2 separate regions of the Homo sapiens genome follow, and region 1 is linked to region 2. A link is a loop called in an ENCODE intact Hi-C map of the cell type or tissue named here. Cell type or tissue: HCT116. All regions are shown on one strand. Each heading gives the region's core, and the rest is flanking DNA. Links, peaks and the distances in the headings are about the cores only. Region 1 overlaps ZNF846 (zinc finger protein 846). Region 2 overlaps LOC105372270 (a long non-coding RNA gene).

What was found. Hi-C counts contacts between places; a loop is a spot of excess contacts. Peaks named below come from ENCODE experiments on the same cell type or tissue, not always from the same donor. Only the 100,000 strongest peaks of a DNase experiment are listed, where the experiment ranks them.
Region 1: it touches region 2 in a loop (2.0-fold over the local background); 1 of 110 quality-filtered maps calls a loop at or near these places.

What each region holds. Positions count from the first base shown.
Region 1 is chr19:9,762,185-9,767,569 of GRCh38, forward strand. ZNF846 (zinc finger protein 846) reads right to left here. Exons shown (of 6, transcript NM_001077624.3): 2 at 2,752-2,851; 3 at 1,098-1,224. The coding sequence starts at 2,766. Among named protein-coding and RNA genes, the nearest start is that of ZNF846, 3.9 kb to the right of the region's middle. In HCT116, for the core only: no CTCF peak of the experiment used is centred there; a DNase peak (open chromatin) is centred at 2,051.
Region 2 is chr19:9,712,577-9,717,961 of GRCh38, forward strand. The region is part of intron 1 of LOC105372270 (a long non-coding RNA gene); the gene reads left to right. Among named protein-coding and RNA genes, the nearest start is that of ZNF562, 40 kb to the left of the region's middle. In HCT116, for the core only: no CTCF peak of the experiment used is centred there; no DNase peak of the experiment used is centred there.

The DNA.
Region 1 (5,385 bases), core at 95-5,094, 49 kb after region 2:
ACAAAAGAAGAGGCCCATGCAAGACATAACACCATGTCCTTCAATGGGGAACCAATACTTTTGCCTTCGGGGATTCTAAAGATGGTCAAGTGTAACTTTACAAATAGCAAACTAATCATATAACATTTCCAATACATGCACTAAAACTATTTTTAAAATAACAAAAATGTTGCCCAGGTATAATGGCTCATGCCTCATACCTCAGCACTTTGGGAAGCCAAGGCAGGGAGATCACTTGAGGTTAGGAGTTCAAGACCAGCCTGGCCAACGTGGTGAAACTTCCTCTCTACTAAAAATACAAAAATTAGCAGGGCATGCTGGCACAGGTCTGTGGTCCCAGCTACTCAGAAGGTTGAGGCAGAAGAATTGCTTGAGCCTGGAAAACCAAGTCCAACTTCATACACATTTAAAGTCTTAAAGTTTTTAATCCATACATTAAATAAACTCATTTACTTAAATCTTTATTTTCATGGGGAATCCTCTACACCAGGGGTGTCCAATCTTTTGGCTTCCGTGGGCCACACTGGAAGAAGAAGAATGGCCTTGGACCACATATAAAATACACTAACACTAACGATCGCTGATGAGCTACAACAAATAAACAAAAAAACTGGTCTGTGCATAAATCTCATAATGCTTTAAGAAAGTTTACAAGCTTGTTCTATAAAGTAATGCCCAGGCCATGCATGGTGGCTCACGCCTGTAATCCTAGCACTTTGGGAGGCCAAAGCAGGTGGATCACCTGAGGTCAGAGTTTGAGACCAGCCTGGCCAACATGGTGAAACCCTGTCTCCACTAAAAATACAAAAATTAGATGGCCATGGTGGTGCACACCTGTAATCCCAGCTACCTGGGAGGCTGAGGCAGGAGAATCACTTGAATCCAGGAGGGGGGGCTTTGCAGTAAGCAGAGACCATGCCACTGCACTCCAGCCTGGGCAATAGAGCCAGACTGTGTCTCAAAAAAAAAAAAAAAGGAATGTCCACTGGCCAAGGTCCATGCCTGTCTTGCTTATTACAGTACCCTCATTTGACAGCAAACATTTAAGAAACATTGATTTCCTAAAGGGGTCAGTGAAGAAATGATGCCAGTTTTACCTAGTATAATGAGATTCTTGTAGTTCTCCAACATCACATCTCTGTAGAGATCTCTCTGGGCTTGATCCAACAAAGTCCACTCCTCCTGGGTAAAGTCCACAGCCACATCCTCAAAGGTCACTAAGTGCTAAACCATTAAATACATGCCAGCTTCAGCTAAGTACCATCTCCTTTGATGTTCTGAGAAAAATGCATGAAGGACTAAGGAAGACTAGAAGCCTGCAGTACTCCCAGGCCTCAGGCCTCTTCTCCTCTATATAGATATTGTCTTGCAATGGCATCCAATCCCATGGACTTATCAGCATCACTGAAACATGACTAAACTGATCTTCCTACAGCTTTACAATGGGCTCTTCTGGCCTTAGTCCTCCTCTATTTATAGGTGCAGTCTGCACTGAATATGTTGCAGCACTATGTAAAATCTAATAACAAATGAATTATCTCCACAGTGACACACAAATTCCTTCAGATTAGACATCTCCATCCCTTTCTTACAATCTGTCATAACACTCAGCAAAACAATGAGCCAACAAGCATGATTGAGGATCAGAAAGAATTAGTAAACATTGAGATAAAATAATCATTTCTGTAGGGAGACCCACTGAAACTATTGCTACAGAATAAAAGATGAAATGCTCCTGATTACTGTAAATACAAAATTGCATGCAGGATTGTGTAAAGACAATGCCAGGTTGGACTGCCAGAATGAGCCAACAGCGTGTGATGTGCTTCCCCCTGCACAGAGCCTATGAATGGACGTGCAGTCAGGGAGGTTTCACATCACCAAGATTCCTATCCCAGAAAAGCAGATGTTCATAGCTCTGGGAATGGAATGCGACCCTTGTGGAGAGCCTATAAACAGATGCATGGGGGGTGCCTGTCCATATGGATAAACGCCCTCATCTTGTCACGGCTCTTGTAGGCCTCTTTAAAGTTAAGGCATACTCCCTTCTGAGAACTTCTGGTCTAACCAGTTGTCTAGCTTCACATCCTGTTTCCATGGATTGTTTCTAACCAGCATTTGTGGCAATTGTTACTGCTGATTAATATCTTGCTAATCATAGGTTATGGAAAGATTGTGTTTCTGTTTTAAGGCTCTGTTAGAAATTACTGACACACACACTATATTTTAAATTCTTGTCTCTGTATACTGTACTTCTACATACAAATGTACTGTACTTCTACATACAAATGTTATGTTAAAGAATTACTTCATCCCCATGTGACCATCTCACCTCATAATCAAATGACCCTAAATCCCTCACTAACCTACCCCCGCCCTCACTAAGCTTAATAATAACTGCTGGTATATCCAGTGCATTGTTGGCACTGTGGGACCAGAAGGCGGTGACCCCCCTGGACCCAGCCTTCACTATCTTGTGTGTGTCTATTATTTCTCAACCTGCCAATCTGCCTGGGAACAAAGAGAGAGCCCCGTTGCACTGTGGGCTGCTGGCCAGATCCCGCAATACACTTCCATTGCAATCTCTGTACAACCTGAGATGGCTTGGTTCCTAGAGAAATTCACCTGGGGAGTTATTTCCTGAGCAGGACCATCATTTCTTTAAGATGCTTGAATACACGATAACAAGGTAAGGCTACCGATGATGGCTACAAGCATAACATTTTGAAGTTAGGTCTGCTTTCCACTTGCCTGAGAAGAATCCATCAGTAATCCATCAGTAACCCAGCCACTAGCCTTGGCTTCTCGATGTTCCTGTCATGAAGACAGAAAGTGTCCTGGAAAAAATGACCTTTGGAAAAGAATAATGGCATGTCAGTTGGATACATCAAAGAAAAAGTATTTCAGGCTAGGCATGGTGGCTCATGCCTGTAATCCCAGCACTTTGGGAGGCCAAGGTAGGCGAATCACTTGAGGTCAGGAGTTTGAGACCAGCCTGGCCAACAGGGTGAAACCCTGTCTCTACTAAAAATCCAAAAAAACCAGCCAGGTGTGGTGGTGCATGCCTGTAATCCTAGCTACTCGGGAGGCCGAGGTGGGGGAATCACTTGAACCTGGGAGGTGGAGATTGCGGTGAGCCGACACCATGCCACTGCACTCCAGCCTGGCTGACAGAGTGCGACTCCATCTTAAAAAACAAAAAAGTAGGCCAGGCACGGTGGCTGACACCTGTAATCCCAGCACTTTGGGAGGCCGAGGCGGGTGGATCACGAGGTTAGGAGATCGAGACCATCCTGGCTAACACAGTGAAACCCCGTCTCTACTAAAGCTACAAAAAAATTAGCTGGGCATGGCGGCGTGTGCCTGTAGTCCCAGCAGCTGGGGAGGCTGAGGAAACAGAATAGCATGAACCCAGGTGGCAGAGTTTGCAGTGAGCCGAGATTGCACCACTGCACTCCAGCCTGGGTGACAGAGCAAGACTCCATCTCAAAACAAACAAACAAACAAACAAATAAAGCATTTCCATACCCTGCATTGCAGACATAGTCTTTTCCATGGCATGCCTCCCAATTGTAATACTATTCTGACACTTAATACTCTAATTGTCCAGGGGGTGGCTCATGCCTGTAATCCTAACCCTTTGGGAGGTTGAAGTAGAAGGATGCTTGAGGCCAGGAGTTAGAGACCATCCTGGGCAATATAGTGAGACCAAGTCTCTTTATTAAATAAATAAATAAACAAATAAATATACATATATATATATACACATATATGAAAACAAAGAATAAAAGAAAAAATACTCTAGTTGACTTTGCCTAGCAACTATCAGACAGTAAGAATACTTTTGTGTCTGGCTTCTTTCAGTCAGCATTATGCTGGTGAGGTGCACCCAAGTTGTTGTGTTCATCCACCTGTGATTTGGTTCATATCTTTGCTGAAGAATATGCCACAGAGGCTGGGCATGGTGGCTCACGCCTGTAATCCCGGCACTTTGGGAGGCCGAGGTGGGCAGATCGCTTGAGGTCAGCAGTTCAAGATCAGCCTGGTCAACATGGTGAAACCCCATCTCTACTAAAAATACAAAGAAAAATGGGTGGCTCACACCTGTAATCCCAGCTACTCGGGAGGCTAAGGCAAGAGAATCACTTGAACCAGGAAGACAGAAATTACAGTGAGCCAAGATTGCGCCACTGCACTCCAGCCTGGTGACAGAGCAAGACTCTGTCACAAAAAAAAAAAAAAAAAGCCACAGAAATATGCCACAATTCACCCATTCTGTGGATCCACATTTGGGTTGTTCCTAATTTAGGCTATTTCAAATAATGTGATAAATAACTTTTACATTTAGCCTGGCACACGTATGCATGTTGCATCACCAAGTCCATATTTAGTTGTCACTGTTTTAAAATGTAGCTGGGCATGGTGGCTCACGCCTGTAATCCCAGCACTTTGGGAGGCCGAGGTGAGTGGATCACAAGGTCAAGAGATGGAGACCATCCTGGCCAACATGGTGAAACCCATCCTGGCCAACATGGTGAAACCCCATCTCTACTAAAAATACAAAAATTAGCTGGGCATGGTGGCATGCACCTGTAGTTCCAGCTACTCGGGAGGCCAAGGCAGGAGAAGCACTTGAACCCGGGAGGTGGAGGTTGCAGTGAGCCGAGATCATGCCACTGCACTCCAGCCTGGCAACAGAGCAAGACTCTGTCTCAAAAAAAAAAAAAAAAAAGTGTTCTCTTCAGCAATGCATGCACATCTTAAAGAAGACTTGATATTGTCACTGACTTTAGTTATGCTTTTATTTATTTATTTTTTTTTTTGTAGAGATGGGGTCTCACTATGTTGTCCCAGCTTGTCTCAAACTCATAGCTTCAGTGGCTCCTCCTGCTTCTGCTTCCCAAAGTGCTGGGATTACAGGGGTGAGCCACTGTGCCCGGCCTAGTTTTATTTATTTATTTATTTATTTAGACGGTGTTTTGCTCTTGTTGCCCAGGCTGTAGTGCATTGCCACGATCTCAGCTCACCACAACCTCTGCCTCCCGGGTTCAAGCGATTCTCCTGCCTCAGCCTCCCGAGTAGCTAAGATTACAGGCATGCCCCACCACACCTGGCTAATTTTGTATTTTTAGTAGAGACAGGGTTTCTCCATGTTGGTCGGGCTGGTCTGGAACTCCCAACCTCAGGTGAACCGCCCACCTCGGCCTCCCAAAGTGCCAGGATTACAGGTGTTTAAGTTACCGCACCCGGCCAATACACATTGATCTACACAAGAGATGCAAAGAAACAGAAAACATGCAAAATATTAACAAATGATCAGTCTACAACAAGGATATATAATAGGTGTTCAATATTCTGGCCTTTCACATTTTCTTTGGTTTAGAA
Region 2 (5,385 bases), core at 258-5,257:
AATTCAAGCTAAACATCCCCTTAGGGGACCAATCAATAAAGATTCCATAGGAATCATTGTGTAGCACCTCTACCTGTTCTGCAATGCAATTTTCCTAAACAAGCACATTCATTTTTTCTAACTGGGTCCAATCCTGTTTACAAATAGGTTTTTGAGGGTGGTATGCCTCAATTATAGGAGCAGATTTATTATGGTAAATACTGAGATCAGAAAGCATGTGTAACTGGGTCATAGAGTGATTGCATCCAGGCATTATTGCCAGCCAAGATTGATCAATATGCCCAATAAGTATAATTGTTCTCTGTGTCAGCTCTTATTGAAGGAATACTCACAGCAGTGGTGATAACCACTATGATAGCTACCATTAAATTATTCATTGTGACTGGTTGTCCCACTTTCCTCAGTTTTTCTTCCACCATCTGTGACAGCTTCTTGATCTGTCCCCAGGTGGGTGGCTGTGTTCAACGGGTGTTACTCGTGACAGTTGGGGTCCTCCTCAGCATCAGTCTTGACATGGCTGCAACTGGGGGGTCCTTGGGATCCTCCCGGAGTCTCTTCCTCGGCATCTGGCTCATGATAAGGTTTCAGGTGTCTTGATGGTATCCAAATTGGCTGTTGATTTTGGCCTGGAGAAACACAAGCATAACCTCTACCCTAAGTTATTATTTTACCTATTTCCCATCTTTTTATTATTGGATCTCTCCACCAAATCAGTTGTTCTGTTTCTGTCTTTGCAGCTGGTTTCTGTAGATGCTGTTCAGCTGCTGATAACATCTGGCCTTTGGGCAGGTTCAAAAAATTTAATGTTAATAATGTTAGATTCAGTTGTATCTGTGTGGTTCCATATTCTCCGTCTCCCCTTTTCTGCTTTTGCAACTGCTGTTTTAGGGAGAGATTCATTCTTTCCACTATGGCTTGTCTTTGAGAATTGTATGGGATACCAGTAATGTGTTTAATACTCCACATAGAGAAAAATGTAGCTAGAGATTGGCTAGTATATCCTGGGGCATTATCTGTTTTAATAGAAGCTGGAATGCCCATCACCACAAAACACTGCAAAAGATGATGTTTCAGACAGGCCAAACACTCTCCTGATTAGCATGTAGCCCATATAAAGTGAGAAAAGGTGTCCACACATACACATATATAAGCTAGTCTCCCAAACGAAGGAACATGTGTGACATCCATTTGCCAAAAAGAGTTAGGTTCCAATCCTCAAGGAATAACTCCTCCTGTAAAAGATGAGGAATGTACCATTTGGCAAGTTGGGCATCACTGGATAATATTTTTAGCTTCTTTCCTGGTAATTCTGTATCTGCGTTTGAGACCAGAGGCATTAACATGGGTTAAATTGTGAAAATGTCTAACATTAGATACTGCATTAGCATCTAGGCAATCAGGCTTTTGATTCCCTTCAGTCAAAGGTCCTGGAAGAGGTGTATGAGCCCTAATGTGACTGATGTAAAAAGGGTGCATTCTACTTCTAACTGCTGTTTGCAACTGGGTAAATAAAGTCATCAGTTGTTCATCTGTATGAAATAATAACTGAGCATTTTCAATTAACTGTCTGCAATGAACCACTATGAAGAATCAGAAATCACATTAATAGGCATATCAAAAGCAGTCAATACCTCAATTACTGCTAGAAGCTCCGCTTTTTGAGCTGAAGTATAGGGCGTCTGGAAAACTTTACTTTTTGAGACAAAATAAGAAGCTTTACCATTACTAGACCCATCTGTAATAACATTCTCAGCACCTTCAATTGGTTTAAATTTAGTTATTTTGGGGAGAATCCAATTAGTTAATTTCAAAAACTGAAACAGCTTTGTTTTAGGAAAATGATTATCAAGAATACCCACAAAGTCAGCTAAATGGGTTTGACAAGTAAGACTATTTATAAAAGCTTGCTGTATTTGTGCCTTCGTGAGAGGGACAATAACTTTTCCAGGATCATATCCATGTAATTTAACAATCCAAGTTCTCCCAATCCCTATCATAATAGCAATTTGGTCTAAATAAGGAGTTAGAGTCCATGAATTAGTATGTAGAAGAAAAACCCACTCTACTAAGTCCTGTTCTTGGAAAATAACACCAGTAGGTGAATGCTGAGTTGAAAAAATTAGCAAATCTAGAGTCTTCTCTGGATCTATTCTATTTATTTGAGCTTTATGGACTTGTTTCTCAATCAGTTGTAACTGCCTCAGCCTCCTTTGTTAAATGCCAAGGGCTAGTGAGACTAGGATTTCCTCTAAGGATAGAAAACAGATTACTCACGGCATAGGTAGGAATGCCTAGAGCAGGTCGTATCCAATTAATTTCCCCTAGTAATTTTCAAAAGTCATTTAATGTTTTTAATTGATCCCTACATATGGTTACTTTCTGTGGCACAATGATAGTGTCATTTACTAAGGTCCCCAAGTAGGAGTAAGGAGTAGTAGTAGTCTGAATTTTCTCGGTTGCTATAATTAAACCAGTGCAAGAAATCGAATTTTGCAAGTGATCATAACATTGGAGTAATATTTCTCAAATGGGGACAGCACAAACTATATCATCCATATAATGAATAATGTAACACCAAAAATTTTTTACAAGTAGGTTCAATTGCTTGCACCACGTACATCTGGCAAATTGTTGGACTGTTTAACATGCCCTGTGGCAACACTTTCCAATGATAATGCTTAGCAGGCTACAGGTTGTTTACTGCTGGAATTGTAAATGCAAACCGTTCACAGTCTTGCTCAGCTAAAGGGACAGTAAAGAAACATTCTTTTATATCTATGACTATTAAAGTCCAATTTTTTGGAATTATAGCAGAAGAAGGCAATCCTGGCTGTAATGCTCCCACAGGTTGTATAACTGAATTGATAGTTCTTAAGTCAGTTAACATTCTCCATTTACCTAATTTTTTCTTAATTAAGAAAACTGAAGCATTCCAAGGGGAAAATGTTGGAGCTATGTGCCCATTTTCTAATTGTTCAGTAACTAATTTCTCTAAAGCCTCCAGTTTCTCTTTACTTAGCGGCCATTGTTCTATCCGAATTGGCTTATCTGTTAACCATTTTAAAGGTATAGGTTCTGGAGGCTTAACAATGGCCGCCATCAAAAATGACATCCCAATCTTTGGCAGGAACTTTGTCTTTCCACTTGAAGTGGTTTTTTCAAACCTTGCAAATTTTTTTCTAGTCCCATACCAGGGACATACCCCATTTCATGCATCATATGTTGATTTTGAGGGCTATATAATTGTTCTGGAATTAGAACTTGTGCTCCCCATTGTTGTAATAAATCTCTTCCCCATAAATTTATAGGTACATAAGTTATAATTGGTTGAATAGTCCCAGGTTGTCCATCGGGCCCTTCACAATGCAAAATATAACTACTTTGATATACTTCAGGGGCATTACCAACTCCAACTATGTTAAATTGAGCAGGTTGAATTGGCCACGTGGATGGCCAGTGCTGGAGAGAAATGATTGAAATGTCATCTCCTGTGTCTACCAAACCTTTAAATTTCTTTCCCTGAATAGTTATTTCACAGGCAGGACATTTATCAGTAATTTGATTTACCCAATAAGCTGCTTTGCCTTGTTTATTTGTGCTTCCAAATCCTCCTGTTCACTTAATTTCACTTTTCCCCATTCCCACATGTGGCACAATCAGGGGCTGTGGTATGCACTCTCCTGGCTCTGCTTTCCAGGGAACAGAAGTAGATATAACAATTTGAATTTCCCAAATGTAATCTGAATCAATGACTCCTGTATGTATTTGTATGCCTTTTAAACTTTAACTAGGCCTTCCTAAAAGTAATCCTATTGTCCCTTCTCGCAAGGGTCCACAGACTCCTGTTGGGACCTTTTGCAAGGCTTCCCCAGGCAGAAGGCTTACAGCTTTTGTGCAGCATAAATCTACTGCAGCACTACCAGCTGTGGCAGGGGACAGATATTGTACAGGGGTGAGGGAACGGCCTGAGTTGGAAATGCCCCACTTTAGAATGGGGCCCAGGACAGGCCCCTCATGGTGTTTCCTGAAATTGGGTTCCCATCTTTATCAAACTTAGGGTGACACTGATTAGCCCAATGTTTTCCTTTTTTATATTTTGGACATATTTCAGGATCAGCAGTTTTCTTTCTTCCCCTATCTGGCAGGCTGACTCGCTGATTTTTTCTACATTCTTTTTTAGTATGACCATGCTTCCCACAGTTAAAACAAGCTCCAGGAAATGGAATATTTCCTTTATCCACTCTCAGTCCTGCCATTGCCTGTGCCAACAAAGTAGCTTTATGCAGATTACCTCCGATACCATCACAGGACTTGATATAATCAACTAAATGTGCTTTCCTGAATTTAAAAGGAAAAGGCTCAAATGTAGCTATAATATTTCCCTGTTGATCTAGGGGGTGTATTCTAACAGGGAACTGCCAAGCCTCTAAATCACCCCTCGTCTAGCTTGCTGAATTCCTGCCTGAGCTCAAACAGTCACTGGGGCAACTACTTTTCACCCAGTGTCCTCCGGAAAAGAAAGATCTGGAGGGTCTTTTTCTTCAAAATAATAATGACGGGGTGCAGAAGGGTAGAGATGAACCTCTCCCTCCTTTGCTGCTTTAGCTTTAGCTGGCAAATAAACCTGCTCTGTAACCTCTTCTGTTACTTTGTTATACTCTAGTTCCTCATCATCATCAGCGTGAAAAAGCTCCAAGGTGAAACGAACCAGACCCCACACCTGTCCCATTGTTACCCTGATGCTTCCAAGCTCCCCTTCTTACTCACCATGGGGATTGCTTTAAGAGTGCTCGGGTGTCCTCCAGCTAGTTTTCCATTCCAACCATCGCTCTGGTGACACTTCAACCTGGATTCAAACCCCCACGATGGACACCACTTGCCGAAACCAGCCCAGTCAGGGAGACCCTAACCCAGTGGTGCTAGAGGAATTAAAGACACACACACAGAAATATAGAGGTGTGAAGTGGGAAATCAGGGGTCTCACAGCCTTCAGAGCTGAGAGCCCCAAACAGAGATTTACCCACGTATTTATTAACAGCAAACCAGTCATTAGCATTATCTCTATACATGTTAAATTAACTAAAAGTATCCCTTATGGGAAATGAAGAGATGGGCTGAATTAAAGGAATAGGTTGGGCTAGTTAACTGCAGCAGAAGCATGTCCTTAAGGCACAGATCGCTCATGCTATTGTTTGTGGCTTAAGAATGCCTTTAAGCCATTTTCCGCCCTGAGCAGGCCAGGTGTTCCTTGTCCTCATTCCGGTAAACCCACAACCTTCCAGCGTGGGCATTAGGGCCATTATGAACATGTTACAGTGCTGCAGAGGTTTTGTTTATGGCCAGTTTTAGGGCCAGTTTATGGCCACATTTTGAGGGGCCTGCTCC